2 separate regions of the Mus musculus genome follow, and region 2 is linked to region 1. The links are chromatin loops, found by intact Hi-C in ENCODE. Cell type or tissue: left cerebral cortex. All regions are shown on one strand.

Region 1 (8,000 bases):
ATGGAAAGTGTCAGTTTTCTCCTAAAACCTTCCCCTGGTGACACCACTCTCCCATGGGTAACACAGGCTCACCTGTCCAAGGTTCTCTCTCCAGGTGGCATATGGTGAGTGAGGATGGATATGGATATGGATAACAAAGAGCTTCCTTGGTTTTCACTGGGTTCACAGATTCCACAAGGACTCTTTGTGGAGCTGATGAGCATAATCAAGTACTTCCTGCTGTATTTTTACCTAAGCCAGCGCTGAGCCCCAGCACCAAGCATTAAGTCTATCTTCTATGCATAAAACAGTGGCAAAGTCAAACAATTTAACGTTCGTTGGTGTGGATCAAGGGATACATTTGCTTGGTCAAATGTTATTGTGAATATATTTATCAATAATGACCAAAGGTCATAATCTTTACTATGAGAATTGTGCTAAAAGGTTCAGTCATCAAAAAACCTGGAAAAGGTCAGTTTACCTCACTGATTTCTAGTGAAGAGAAAACAAAATCAGCCTTCTATTTCATTGCTTCTTAGACTCCTTGCTACCAGTAATTTTATTAGTTATGTTTCTTTTCTTTCTTTTTTTTTTGCCAATACAGGGCCTTACTATATAGCTCTGACTGTCCTGGAATTCACTGTAGACCAGGCTAGCATCCCACTCAAAAATCCATCTACTTCTGCCTCCCAGGTGTTGGAATCAAAACCATGTGCCAAGCTTTTACACCAAGCTTAGACAATTTTCTTGAAAAATTAAAAAAAAAAAATTGAAACTCCAGGATGTCTTTTATGCCATCACCCCTGTTCTGCTGCAACATTTAAATTCAGCAATTTTTGCACTGGAATTCCCAGGAAGAATCCAAGACTTTTTTCTGTCATCTCTGACCTTCTAAGGCTGATTGCAAATCTTTGTTTCCCCCTAAATAGCTTCCGTGCAGTGTTGAGGTCACTTACCTCGCATCCTCCATCCTTATGTGGAATAGACAAGATGTGTGCAGTTGCTAAGACCATGTTAGTAATGTTCCCACCTGCCTTAGTCAGGGACCTCTAAAGTAACAGAGCTTAAAGAATGATTCTCTTCACACACACACACAGGATTCATTAGAATGATTTACACGCTGTATTCCAGATAATCCAATAATGGCTGCCTATGTACAGAAGGTACAAGACCTCAGTAATTGTTCAGTCTATGAGATTGGATTTCTCACTTGGTCTTTGGTATATGCTAGAATCCTAAAGAAGCTGGCTCTAGATGGCTCAGGAGTTAAGAATGTATGCTGCACTTGCAAAGGACCTGAGTTCAATTCCCAGAACCATTATTGGGTGTTTCACAAGGACCTGTAGTTTCAGCTACAACCCAACACCTCTGACTCCTATGCAGATATCTTCATTCACATGCGCATACCCTACAATAGACACGCAGACGTATACTTAATTAGCGGCAAAAATAAACATTTTAAAAGAAAACATTGGTATATGAAAAAAAAAAAGCTGGCTCTAATGCTAATGAAGGAATGGACTTGCTGGTGTAGGCAAAGAGCAAAAGACTCCTCCTTCTATGTCCCTATATAGGCTTCCAGCAGAAGGTGCAACCCTAATTAGAGGTTATGTCTTCCCTTATCAAAAGATCTGGATTAAAGGTGTGTCTTCTGACCTCAAAACCTAGCACCTTCCAACTTCAAATTAAGCAAAAATCCCTCACAGCTCTATGTGCTCTCCAATTTGGGTTTTTGTTAATTCCCCATGTAGTCAACAAACAATAAACATCACACCCACCCCACGGTGAACAATGGTTTGGTATTGTTTTCTGTTTATTTGAGACAGGGTTTTTCTGTGTAGCCCTAGCTGTCCTGGAACTCACTCTGTAGACCAGGCTGGCCTCGAACTCAGAAATCCACCTGCCTCTGCCTCCCAAGTGCTGGGATTAAAGACGTGGGCCACCACCCCCTGGCTGAGCAATGGTTTTTACCTTGATGGAAATAGACCCTAACTTCAGATCACTGTATTAGTGATATTATCACAGACAGATCTAGAGAAAAATCTAAATCTAGTGAACAAAGAGTAACCTAGTTAAAAATAATTACATTTTCTGGTTATAAACATTTTTCTTTTTATGTATTAAACCCCAGGAATAGAATAAACATGATATCATCACTCTTACAAACAAGATTGACTGCTATCTTTAGAAAAGAACTAAAAACGAAGGAGGTAGTTTTTACAATATGGTTAGTTATGTTTCTCAAGGGAGGATACTTATCTGAGTATCAAGCAGGATAAGCAGCTAGGCATGGTGAGCGTTCTCACAGCCACCTGGGTGTTGACTGTCTATCCCCATGTGTGTTCCATGTTAGGTAAGCACTGTACCAAACATCCGAGGGAAGAACTACAAGGGAAGGATTTGCTTGGCTTTCTGTGCTTGCCCCTTCTTGGCTGTTGTTTGATCTGACCGTCTTGGTGCTCAGTCGTGCTTCTCGCTGACTCTCCCTAACGATTAGGTGAACCCCAGATGCTTTCGTATGGCTATCTGAGCACTTGACTATCTTGTTTGGAAAAATAGATATTCAAGACTTTTGCCGATACTTGAGCTGGTCACTGTTGAATTTACAAACCATGTATTACTCACACTTGCAAACCTGCTCTCCCATTCTGTAGGCAGTCTCCTACAGAATTCTAATCGAGTCCTGTTTATGTACTTTCTTTTTTCCTGCCTATAACTCTGATGTCACAGCCAAGAAATTGTCAAATCCAATGTTATGATAGTTTTAGCATTTTCTTTAAAACGTTGTAGTTTTAGGGATCTTATACTTAGGCTTTTAAAAATTTATGTATCTAGTGGGGTGTAGAGTCCAACTTTTGACCATATATGTTAACATTTCCCAAAATGGCTGCTGGAGAAAGAGTCCTTTGCCCACGGTTAGTTCCAGTCCATTTTTTAGTATACCTATTTCTGAGTTGTCTACTTTGTTCCAACAGTCTGTATGGCTGTCATTATGACAGTATCACAATGTTATTACTATTACCTTGTTGTGTATGCTTACAATCAGAATGGGTCCTCTAACATTTTCCTTGTTAGTGTCTCTCTGGAGGGGACGCTGCTGAACCTTCACAACACCCCTGCTTCTCCTGCTAGCAACCAGCACCGCTAAAGGACCTGGTAGGCAGAAAGGCAGCCTACGTACCAAGCCAGCATTCACAGCCACCTCTTCCTAGTCCTAACAGCAATGAGAACTGACGCCTAACACAGTTCAGCTCAAGGTCACAAACATTCTGTTCCTAAATATGCTTAATTCTTTTGTATTGAACAGCTGAGATGTCTTTAGAAAAACCAGTATTATGTATGTCAACAATCTTGGTTTCATAATTTATGTTGAATTTTCCTGACTTCTGCCAAGGGAAATACAAACTCTAGCTAAGCCTTGTTTTCCTCCTCTCATTAATTTTTCCAGTCTCTCTACCCTTTCTCACTAATGTCTCAGACATTTTAATAAATACAAGTTCCATTAAGAAAAAAGCCTTGTCTAGAACTTCTGTTACATGACTAATTCTATGATTTAATTAAGTTACTAGGCATAGAAATGATTATAGACTTTAATCATCTAGACATTAAAAAAAAAAAAGATCAAGACATCAAACTTCTTCAGAGAACTAAAACACATTAGAAAGCCAATTTAAAAAAGAGGTCTCAATAGAGTCCAAAGAATCTTAGGCTAGAGTACGTAATCCGTCGGTAGTCGCTGGATTCTCATAAAGGCCAGAAGCTGCAGCCTAACAGGAAGCACTGACTGTCTGAAGATTATCCTCTAATCTGAGGACAGGGCTGCACTTCCAGGTACACCGGGATCCCGCTTGTAGATGTTTTTGTACTTTCCAGGACATCAATCTTAATTCAGCAAGTGTTTATGAAAGAAGACATTTTCTTTCTTTCTTTCTTTCTTTCTTTCTTTCTTTCTTTCTTTCTTTCTTCTTTTTTTTTTTTTTTTGGTTTTGAGCCTATACCCCAGGCACTTACTTCCTTTATTTTTTATTCTAAGAACAAAAAAGCAAAGTCCTATTCCCTGCCACCACCACCCCTTTTGGTCATCAAGTGTATTGCAATTAAATCAAACAAAATGTAAGTCATCAAACTATGTTTTTGCTGGGTGTTTACTTTGGATAAAATGGTTGAAGTTACAATGATACATTGTACTACAGGTTTAGAAAATAATTTAAGAGTAGTTTAAGCTCTGATAAACCCTAAATGTAAGGAGGATAGCCTTCTGCCTAGACCTCCCAGCAGGTATACTTTCTTAACAAAAATAGGTACTTTAGGTGACAAAAGTCCCACTACAAAACAGTTTTCCTCCACCCACGCAGCCTCCGTACACCAATAAGTCTTTTCTGTAAAATGCTGAAAGAAGCTCATCAAGTACGGAACGCACTGGACATAAAAACCCAAACTGCGCAGTGAGCACAGCACTGCACACTTAGTAGGGTTTGCCAGTTTCCAGCAAAGCAGCAAGCATTTAAAAGTCATTCCCACTGTTTCTTTTGGTCAACAGATGGTGATTCCAAATTCTATAACACACCATACCACACCCAAAATAACCAAGAGTCTACTTAAACTGTTCCAACTGAAGAGGACATTATCTCCTGTCCTTTTTACCAGCTTTCCTCTTCCCAGACAGCAAGTGCTTGGGCTTCATATCAAACACATGCCTATCAGCTTCCCCTTTCTTCCCCAAGCGATTCATCTTCTTCTGAGCTTTCTTCATCATAGTCTTGGCTTTCTTCACCATCTATGCAGGAGAAGACACATTAATGAAAACCACATTTCTGTGCTACCCGGGAACCATTTTACCAAAGCCAGTATGTCAACCCCGTTGTCTCAGTCACCACTCTCTCTCAGACCACCACACTATCTGCAGGAACTTGATGACTATCTGAGGAAACCTTGGACCAGGCTTTCAGAGTAACACACTGAAACTCAGGACCATGAGAGCACATGCCACATCTGACTCATGTCAATGCCAGTATTAAAACCCATAGTTCCATAGTGCACTCTTGTAATCCCAGCTGAACATGGAAGCAACCAGTCTGGACTCTCAGCCAGCCTGAGATTCATAGGAAAACGCTGCCTCAACACTCACTTCCTAGACTTCCAGATGAAAATGACATCTGAAATGAGAACTTCAGGCTTCCATTAGAAGGCCTACCAGTTTACAAAGTTTTTCTCTTATATTTGACTTTTTCTTAAAAAGAAATTTCAGTGAGATTTTAAATACCTACCGCATTTCCAAAAAAACATTACAAATAATACCATAGTGACAAGCTACCAACTTGAAGGGGAAACAATTTCCCTAATGATATAAATGAACTATTTTCTCCTGGCTACTTCCTTACAGGAGAAAGCCTAGACTATCCATACTTTATGAGGTCATGTCTCTGTCTATCCTCCAGGTTAAAGGTTTCATAATGGTTTGCCAGACAGAACACCTATCCAGGGTATCCAACTGCTTCTGGTCCAAGTTCCTCTCCAAAGGACGCTACAAAGTGGAAGGTGGAGTGAACAGCTAATCTCTTAATCACAACCCTGCTCAAGCAATGGCTTGTGCTTGCTGGAGGTTCTATAAAGTAAACACCCCTGAAGGTTCTTATTTTTATTTGCCCCAGATCAAAGAAGCAAACCTTGACATCCCGAAGACCAGAAACATCACGTGGAGTTCTAGAACAACTGCGACTCCGCGCTGTGGAAGAGGGTGGAACAGATTCTTCTCGTTTTCTTTTCCTCGTGACACTCCGAGACCTTCTTGCCTGGACTGCATAGTGGGCCTGAAACACACAAACAGTGCTCTTGGTAACAATCAAAATTTGTCCAACAAGAAGAGAAGACAGCCAAGATCTTAAGAACCATTATCACACAAGTGAAAGACTCTGGAAGGCCTTTTTCGACTTACTAGCAGAGGGTCTAGTTTGAAGCCAGGGTCAAAGGCACTGTCCCTCCTGAGAAGGTTTCGGGAACGTCCAGCTCAGCACCCATGCTGGTAGTGAGTGAGATGGTGCTCTCAAGCCATAGCTCTTGCACATCCTGTGTGCTAATGTTCTCTACTGGTTATCACCAATCATGAGCGGCAATGACAATGGTCAATGTTGATGTTTTAACCTCCCACTCCAAATACTTGAGGTAGTAGTAGACATGCTTACCATCTACATTTATGTACATCATGTGCATGCTATGCCATTTACATTAATAGAATCACCTAGTGACAGATTTCTCAGAAGGTATCTACATCGTTAAGCAACGCCTGCCTGTGGGAAGGTTTTGGTAGCACATGCCTGACTACCAGCACTAGAGAACTACAGTCCGGGAAATACTGAGTTTGAAGGCGGGTTGGGCGACATAGCAAGACAATGTCTGAAAACAACGAAAGAACAGATCATGTGAAGCCATGCTGCCCTCCAGACTTACATTGTTTTTATCATCCATGTCCACACCAAGACTACGCATCTCATTCTCTAAATCTGCCCGTTGAACCTGAAGTGAGGGAGGGAAAATAATTTATTTTAAGTAAAATGTCTGTTGAAATTTAATTTTAAAAGAAAAAAAGAGAGGGAAAAATATACAGGTGATACTGTGATGGGCAGATAAATGAGTAGGCAGTAGACACATGTTTTGCTCCGTTCCTGTATCCTAATGCTCACAGCCCTTATCCTTCCTCAGACACTGGGACAGAAAGGAATACAACGGTTGGACTTTAGTCCTTCATTCCAGAAGCTGCCTGAGGTAAAGGACAGTCTTTCTGAACTATGGCGCTTCAGGTCATAGACGAGAGTCCGTCAGTCAGTCCGTCTGTTTTCTTATCTTCTGTCCCCCTTTCACATGCTCCTTTTTCTTCCTAAGGAATAGTAACTGCACCAATTATGTCTCTATGGAAAAACAGGCTACAAAATTACAACAATACACGTAATATTACATACATTCTCTTCTCCAAGGCAGATGACAGAACTTAAACATGTACCTCCCCCACCTTTCTGTCTGGGAGCTGGCCAGCTGGTTACCCTGCTCTAAGACCCTGTTTCAGAGGAGCAAAGGTGTGTAGCAGAGAAAGCCCAGGAGGATAAGCAGACCGTGGTAGTCTACACTGCAGGATCCAAGTTTGTTTATGCAGAAATCTTTAATAAAACCCTAAGATAACAGAGGTGGAAAGTGAGAAACACACCCAACCATGTGCTAAGAGGGCAGCATGCCCCAGGACCGGAAGGTCCTTCAGATTGCCCCCTATTCAGCACTGCACTGCCTTATCTTTTACATTTTAAAATACACTTTATAATAAATTGGCAAATGTAACCAACAAAAGAGAATGTTTCCCCAATTTGTGAGGTAGTCTAGTAAATTAATCATACTCAAGACAGGGAAATCATTCTCTGTAACTGAAGAGTGGAGCTCTAGAGGCCCAGACTCATGACTGTTGTCTCAAATGGGGCTACACTAGTGCAAGGGAACTTGCAGCTTCTCGGTTTTGATGTTACCTTCAAGTAGATGGCGTGAGAAGGGAATTAACTTAGGGGATATCCGGCAGAGTCTGTTGCAGGCCTCACTGATGGCTTGATGATGGAGATTTCACCCACGCACCTACCCACCCACCCTGGGATCAAATAAAGGATCCATGTTGTCAGCACACAGCAAGAAAACCTGAGTTTGTTCTTGCTCTGGGTCTTCAAAGTACACCCTTTACAATGAAACACTTTCTTTCCAGTTGAGTTAACTTCAGTTTCTGGACAGTTCAATTAAATCCCATGAAAAGAAACAGTGTATTTGCTACATAGAAGCCATGGTAAGACTGTTATGTTCTGGGGATAAGAGAGTGGCTGCATAGACTAGAGAAGGCACTACAGTTGAGTTAAGACAGACTCAGTGAACCAGACTCTCTTCTCAGAGACAACCAAGCAGCAAGAGAAACAACATGTCTGTAAATATTAGCAACCACCCAATCACACAAAAATAGAATTTTCAAACCAGGAATACCCATTGTGGAATCTACA
Region 2 (8,000 bases), 170 kb after region 1:
CTTCCTGTAGTCGCTCTGGGTAGTTCGTTGTTCTGAAGCTGCGGAGAGAATAGGGAGGCTCTCAGGAATGGGTGCGAGTAGCTCTGCTGAGAGTGTAAGGGGTTTTCCTGCCTTAGTGATTTGTGGCTTTCTCTGGTGTTTCGGGAGTCTTAGCTGCTAGGAGGAGCTCTGGTTTTCTATCTCTTGCTTAGTGCTTAGAGCTTTATAAGTAAGATGTTTCACTTCCATTGTATTGAATTTGTAAATCTATAAATTGAGATTTGTGTTAGGTCATCCAGGAAATCACAGGTTATAAAGTTTTGAGACTGAACTTAGTGAAATGAAGGAATCTGTAGTCATTTGTAGTGTGTAGCAAGCCCTGGGCCTAGAAGAAACTGTAAGGGTGACTTAGCTAGAGTTCTGACTGTGTCAGCTTTGTTTCTTTTTGAGCCTCATTTAACCCCAAAGGTGTGTGTGAATAGCTAGGTTTGGCCTTTTAAGCCTAAACTCTTAATACTAATGTTTGTTTTTACTATAAACTAACAAAACAGCATTTGTTGAACTTAGGATAAAAATACATATATGTGAATTTTTTTTCTAGGTCCCAACAACTAAGGTTTCAGAGCTAAACCCTAATGCAAAGGTATGGGGGACTCATATGTTACATTTGGAAGCGAGTAGTGCAGCTGTTGGTGTGAATGCTGCGTGGGAAGAGGCTCCCGGCCATCCTACAGACTGTGACCAGCAGGGTGAGTAGTGAGCCTGGAGCAGCTTGCTGTTAGCCAAGCCTTTGCCTTCCTCCGCATGTTAATCTGTCTTTTCCATTCACATCTGTGTCCTGGTTTGTGCTAGATTTAGAGTCTTGGGAGCTTTTATAGTCCATTTAAAAACTTTGAGTAATGCCAATGTAGTAAGGGAATTTACTACTTTAAGGAAAAGTTATTCTTCTAACACATCCTCTTGGGATAAAACTACAGTTCTAGGATTGGATGCCAATGGTGATGGCGACAAAAGTCGAGAGAATGCAGCGCTCCCGGACGCACAGGAGGCAGAGCAGACAGACATGAGCACTCTGGCTCTGGACCATTCAGAATATGAACCTCTGCCTGAGAACAACGATACGGGTAAGCCTGCTGTATGAATTTGTTTTCACTTAGAATCTGGGATTTTAATTGTTAAATGTTAAAATTTACTACTTTAAGGAAAAGTTATTCTTCTAACACATCCTCTTGGGATAAAACTACAGTTCTAGGATTGGATGCCAATGGTGATGGCGACAAAAGTTTCTTGGTCTTTCTTTAAACTGTGTACTTTTCATTGCCTCCTTTTACTGTTCCTTGAGACTGATGGATACAGGAGGGAAAGTGTGCTGGAGAATCAAGTGGCTTCTGAGACAAATAGCATTGAGTAGAGAAGCACAAGGTTTTTCATGGGGTGAAGTGTCCAGACTGACAGAGGAATTGAGAGTGAGGCAGGCTGAGAGTCATAGACATAGGACAGAGGCTTTGGAAGCTGGACTTCAGATGTGTTGTGTCCCCTTGTTACTGCAGAGTGACAGAAAGAAAGAAACTTGGGGAAGCAAACCTGTTGGATACATTTTTCCCTTTTTAAATTTGTGTTTATTGTTGCAGCGTGTCATCACCTCAGGTTTTAAACCAAGGCCTGTCTTCAGTCTGCGGTGCTCACTGTCACCTTTTGGAAATATAGGAAAGCATTATCTTAGTGAGCAGACCAAAGGGGCCAGGCCCCTGCTGTGTGAGACAACCTCATTTAGTTTAAGACTCTCAAATATGACAAAATTAAGCATCGCCACTTAGGTAGGAAATATGTTTTTTAAACACTAGGTCTTTTTAAAACTGGTCAAGTGAATAAGGTAAGAATGTATAAAAGAAAGAAAAAAATCAAACCTCATTACTTTCTAGTAAATATGAATTAGCCATCTTGAATTTAAGTGATTTAAACCTCCATTTAAGAAAGGGTTCACCAGCATTTAGCAATTTGACTTGATCAGCTCTTCCTCATTAACCTAACACTAACTGGTTAATAGTTGGGATAAACTAGAGTAATGGTGAAGTTGACTTTTTGATGGCAGAACCAGGGAAGAGTGCTAGACATTTACAGTAGATTTCAAAGGGGAGAGTAACAGGCATTGCATAAGTGGGTGGTGGGGTCCTCTAGTAATGAAAGGAGTCAGAGATAGCTGAGAGTGTAGGGTGCATTTAAATCTTAACCTGGGAACAGAGGCTGCAAAAGGCACCAAGTAGATAATATCAAAAAGTAAAATAACATGTTAAAGTGTGCCTGGAAACTCTAAATCAAAAGTTTGTTCTTTGTAAACAGGTATTTAAAGCTATTTTTGGAAGAAAACAAAAACCTTCTCCTTTGAAGTTAGGGTGTATGCCAATGCGAAATGCTTGTGGGTAATGGGAAAATGGTTCCTTACCTCCAGTTTTGTTTCTGGTGTGATTTATAAAACCTATCAGTTTGTAAAGTGTTAACATCTGCACTGGATTCAGTCCTCAGCACTGGGGTGGAAGCAGATGAAGGGAAGGCTGAGAAGGAGCCACTGTGAGAGCTCCTACTGCAGTGGGCCAGAGTCTCCCAGGAGTACAGGCAGGAGAGCAGGCCGCCGGCCAGGCCACCTCAAGCAGAGCTCACGGGGATCCCAGCCTGAATCTCCGCAGTGTCTCCAGCATCTTTATTCTTTTAAGATGTTATTCTTTACTATTCTTTGACAGTTTAATACATGTATGTACTGATGTTTGAGTTGTTTCAACCCCATTACCTCCCACCCTTCCTTCCCCCAAAAACCCCTCTCCTTCCCAGCAATCATTCTGGTGTCTTACCCACTGAGTTTGACGAAATTGGGGCTTAGTTACTGGCATGCTCGCTGCTTATCAGTGGTCTATTGTTTATATAGCCCCTCTCCTAGCACCTAGTAACATCAAGGGGTAGGCCTTCATGCATTTCTCCCTCCCATTCATGATGAGTGAAACAATAACAGACTCAATATTGCACAGGTCAGCCCAGCTGTGGTTAGGTCAGGACAGTGCCGTGTCATGTGCCGAACGAAGACACTGTTTGGCAGCACGCTTCATCTTCTGTTAGGCTATCAAAACCTTGGATGCGGTGATACAGATACCCATTTAAAGAGTGTGTTAGAATTCACAGCAAAAACAGAGCAATCCTGAAGATGTCCGTGTATTCGAGCGTGCTTGAGCATGCGAGGAGCTAACAGGTCTAAAATACCCTCAGCTCTAGGCAAAAGAGTAAGGTCACAAAGTAACTATAGAGTAGACAGAGAGGTGAGTAGATACCCACAGCAGAGAACCAGAGCCAGTAGGAAACTGGAAGTGTAGTTAGGCTCCGGGGAGACAGGAAGAGAGTTTGAAACTACTGGGCACTGTGACTGAATTTTACTTTCAAGAGCTTGCTTGGGGCCTCACAGTGACTATTAGAGACTGTCTGGTGCTTCTGGCAGAAGGAAGTGGGAAAGACCCGTTGTCAAGAATGCAGAGCACGCTATCTACCTTGACAGCAGTTGCCCTCAGAAGGAACCACACCTGTCAACCAGCCTTTTCTGTTCTCCTCTTACCACAAACCTGAATGAGGAATGACATGTTCTTCCTAACGTCTTTTTTTCTGCCTTGAACACCACATTATACTTAGTCATCATCCTGTTCTGGGCTCCTCACTCTTAACAGTGCTTAGACTTTGTTTTTATAATCTTAACAGTTTTGAGAAGGAGCAGCCGTGTACTGGGGTACTCCTGTTTGAAAGTCTTCTGACGTATTTTCCACCACCATGCTTATATTAAAGAGTGAGTAGAAATTGATGAAGATGAAGCACTGTTTTCATCATGTGACAGGAATGCACACTTGGTGACAAAGAAACTTCACATTGTAGCTGCTGTCCTTGACAGCCTGCTGACGTCCCATTGATTTTTTTTTTTTCCTGGTCTTTTCGAGACAGGGTTTCTCTGTATAGCTCTGGCTGTCCTCAAACTCAGAAATCCGCCTGCCTTTGCCTCCCAAGTGCTGGGATTAAAGGTGTGCGCCACCAATGCCCGGCCCCATTGATTTCTTAATAGTTCAATAGTTAGAATTGAGGAGTGGTGCTCATTCATGCCAAGGAAAATACTGGGTCGTTTATTTTACTTTTTTTTTTTTTATAAGTAGCCTCAGTCCTTGTATCTGCTTCCTGCTGGTGGTGACTCACTGGAGTCTCACTGGTGTCGGTCAGTCCCGCCCACAGCAGCCTGTCCTCATGAGCTCTCCTCTCCTACCGTGCACAGTCTTCGCTTGCCTGCTGTGCTTACTGTCTGTGTATCCGCACCATCGTGAACCTCCTGCACTGCTACATCAGTCTGGGCTACATCAGGTTCCCGTCATTCTGGTTGTTATTTAAAGGTTCTAAATTTTATGGCTGGACAAACACTCTAATTTAGACATGAGCAAGACTCCGGGTTAAAAATGTTGAACTCCATCTGGTAGGTCTGATGGATGACCACAGTTCAGTATAAACTCTCAGTCTTGCCGTTGTGTGAATCCTTACAGACCAGCTTCGTTCTCTCCAGTGTCTTCTCTTAGAGGTGTACCTGATTTTGCTACCAGTTTTCATCCAAATCCACTGAGGAATAGGACGATTTTGCTTTTGTTTCTTGGCCAGGAATCACTTGATTCTGAAAGTCTTGTGAGCAGACATGGTGAGAATCAGGCGTAGCATGCATGATGGCGGAGGAGGAAAGGAGAAGAGCTCTGCTTTTTTTTTTTTAAGATTTATTAATTTTGTATATGAATACTCTTTGTACATGTCAATACTCTATCTGCATGTACATGTTACATGTTACAAGAGGGCATCAGAACTCATTACAGATGGCTCTGAGCCACCAGGTGTTTGCTGGGAATTGAACTCAGAACCTCTGAATAAGCAGCCAGTGCTCTTAACTGCTGAGCCATCGCTCTAGCCCCAGTCTCCATCATTCCTACACAGTATCTTCTGTACACCTATGTCCTTCCATCAAGGTCCTTCAGAGCACTGTTCTGTGCCTTTATCATGGCCTCGTGACCTGACCAGTCCCTCCTGAATTTGTTTAAGCCTTAAGTTGTCCTTACAAGTGTGATAATTGCATTTATCTAGCTCTTTAAAAATCCTATTCTGAAGCTGGACATGGTGGCGCATGCCTTTAATACTAGCACTTGGGAGGCAGAGGCAGGCAGATTTCTGAGTTCAAGGCCAGACTGATCCACAAAGTGAGTTTCAGGACAGCCAGGACTATACAGACAAACCCTGTCTCGAAAAACAAAAAAACCCAAAACAAAACAAAAAAAAGACCCTATTCTGGCCAGGCCTGTTTTGTGGATTTTGGTTTTTGGTTTTTCCTCCCTGTGGTATTTGAACCTCATGCCTCTAACAGACTCCATAGCGCTCTAACTATGAGCTATATATCTCACCCTGCTCTTACATTACGTATTTTGTGTGTGTGTGTACGTGTACGTGTACTCGCGCGCATGGAGGCACGTGTCTTACATGTAAATATACATGCGGCTAGAAGCCAACCTCCAATGTTGCTCTTCAAGAGACATACTAACTACGTCACCACGTCTCTCAGTGGGATCTGGGCCTCGTTGGTTAGGCTGAGGAGTTGACTAGCAAGCTCCAAGGATCTGCCTGTTTCTGCCCGCATCCCCACTCCCAGCCAGTGTTGGGATTACAAGTGTGTAACCTCATAGTCAGCTCTCATGGATCAGGAGGTTGAACTCAAGTCCTCATTTGCCTACACAAAAACACATACCAACTAAGCTGTCACCCCAGACCACTGTCATTTTTGTTGGTGATTTCTTCATCCTACTAAATCATTCCCTTCTCTCACTTCCAGTCCCCATCTACTTCAAGGTAGTCTTACATGGTAGGCTCAATGGGCCAGATGCTTCCAGTAGCCACTGGCATTTTATTGCTGCAGAGTGGAACATTAGTGTGCTCCTGAGCTAAATAGCAGGCAGGCCTTTGTCTTCCATACTTGGCTTTGGCACCTGGAGGGCAGTCTTCCGTCAGTGACTGTGCTAGCATCTTGATCATACTGCTGCAGCTTCTCTTTCTGTCTGTACCATGTAACCATGGTGGTCTTTCCAAAATATCACCCCCCCAAATTGGTTCCAGTCACATTCAAATAAAAATTTCAACAATCTCCTTGACCTGAATATCATACATGCTTCACTCTGTGACTTCCTTTTCACTCCACTGTTGTACAGCCTCCTTACTGTCTGTTGACCCTGCCTCTCGGGCCTCTGTCTGAACTTCACTGCACTCTTTTCCCCCATTAGCAAATGGCACCTCCACGTAGGGTAGCACCATGCTACTCTGGCCTGTGCCCAGACTGTTTCTTCTGAGTCACTTGAGTCTCATTATGCTGACAATGGCTTCTTTAGCAGTCCTTTGTCTGTCTCTCTCAGTGGAATGCTGGCCTGGGGAGAGCTGGGGCCTTGCTTCTTTTAGGCTGAATTCACAGTTCCTGTATCAAATAATTGTCTCTTCAATATGGAGATTGGAATGTGAGTTTAAATGAGATAACCTGGGGAAAGTCTCCAGTTCAGGGATTAACAGGCCACAAGTTTTCACTTTCAAGTCTCATGATCTTTATTCCTTGGTTATTTTTGCAGTTTAGTTTCTTTTTGCTAGTGAAGATGTATTTTGTGAATGCTCCATATGTTGTGAATGCTCTGTAAGACACTGTTATGAACTGTCAGCTCTACATTTGTTCTGAATTCCCCCACCTTGTCTGCCTTTTACTAGTCTTTAACCTTGACTTTTAGAATACAAGTGTCCTTTGTCCTCTCTTGGCTGACTTATGTACAAAAACTCAATGTGTTCAATGCCTTCAAACCAGTGATACTAAATACTAGGTGACAAGGTTGTCCTGAGTGCTACAGGTGGCAGGGGCTTTCAGCCGAACGTCACACTGCTAGAGTCCATTGCCTCACCTGCTGCTGCTGTCTGTGACCATATACACATACCTGTGGTGCCCCAAACATCGTTTCCGCAACAGTTTCCTCCAGATGTAGAACAAGCTCTTGTGCCCTGAGAATCTGATGAGGACTCTTTAATAAAATCGTTTCTCATTTGCCCCTTTGACAGCTCTCCTATAGAACAAATGGCCCCCGTATCAGCAGTCTCCAACTCTCTTCCTTACCTTTCCACTGGGGTGGTTTGGGTTCACCTGTATTCTCTTTGCTTTGTTTTGATGCTTTCTTTTGCAATTACTTTTCTTTAGAGTCAGTGTGCTTGTTTGCTACCTGAAAACCTTTTCTGAAGTAAGGCAAGATACCAAGGAAGCCTGTGCTGACTGCTGTGGGACAGAGTCACTGCTAGACTTGGCCAATGAAATGCCATTGCTTTCTCAGTTATTGCGTTTGTTTTGTTTTTTCACAGTTTACTTTTTTCTAGCAGGTAAAATAGTACTTTTTGTATTATTGTGCGTATATGCAGGTGAAATCACTGAAATGCTGTACTGAATTACCAATGTGCTTGGTAAATTTTAAGCCATTTTTTTCCTGAGTTATTTATTACTTCTGTGTAGGAGGAAATGAGTCTCAACCAGAAAGCCAGGAAGACCCTCGGGAAGTACTTAAAAAAACATTGGAATTCTGCTTATCTAGGTAAGGCTGTTAGTGATATTTTCTAATGTCTGATATCTCTTGTATTACACATTGGCTATTGATTACAAATGTGATTTTTCATAGTAGTATGTTTATAAATATCTAACTAAATGCCTGTCTACTCATCAGAAGTGCTATTGAGAACTGGTAGTGACCCCCAGGCCAGGGATCCTCAGATCCACCTTGGTGATGATTGTCTGACTGTTGTTTGACTATGGATTTCAGCATATGCAGAACACGCTGTCGACCTTCAGATGAATGTCCAAAACACCTCTTTAGTGGGCTTCTTTATTTATATGGCACTCACATTTAAATACATGTTTGCCTTACTTTCCCTTAAATGACAACTTGTTGGAAAACGTTGAA

What was found. A loop is a pair of places that touch in the nucleus more often than their neighbours do. Peaks named below come from ENCODE experiments on the same cell type or tissue, not always from the same donor. Only the 100,000 strongest peaks of a DNase experiment are listed, where the experiment ranks them.
Region 2: a loop joins it to region 1, with 2.7 times the contacts of the local background. A loop is called at or near these places in 2 of 42 quality-filtered maps.

The regions. Positions count from the first base shown.
Region 1 is chr13:8,968,519-8,976,518 of GRCm38, forward strand. It overlaps Gtpbp4 (GTP binding protein 4), which reads right to left. Exons shown (of 17, transcript NM_027000.4): 15 at 6,427-6,492; 16 at 5,646-5,789; 17 at 3,946-4,756. The coding sequence ends at 4,604. Among named protein-coding and RNA genes, the nearest start is that of Gm23923, 16 kb to the left of the region's middle. In left cerebral cortex, a CTCF peak has its summit at 4,054; a DNase peak (open chromatin) is centred at 4,507.
Region 2 is chr13:9,136,199-9,144,198 of GRCm38, forward strand. It overlaps Larp4b (La ribonucleoprotein domain family, member 4B), which reads left to right. Exons shown (of 18, transcript NM_172585.3): 4 at 581-728; 5 at 957-1,103; 6 at 7,556-7,634. Among named protein-coding and RNA genes, the nearest start is that of Larp4b, 46 kb to the left of the region's middle. In left cerebral cortex, a CTCF peak has its summit at 733; DNase peaks (open chromatin) are centred at 753, 4,236 and 6,236.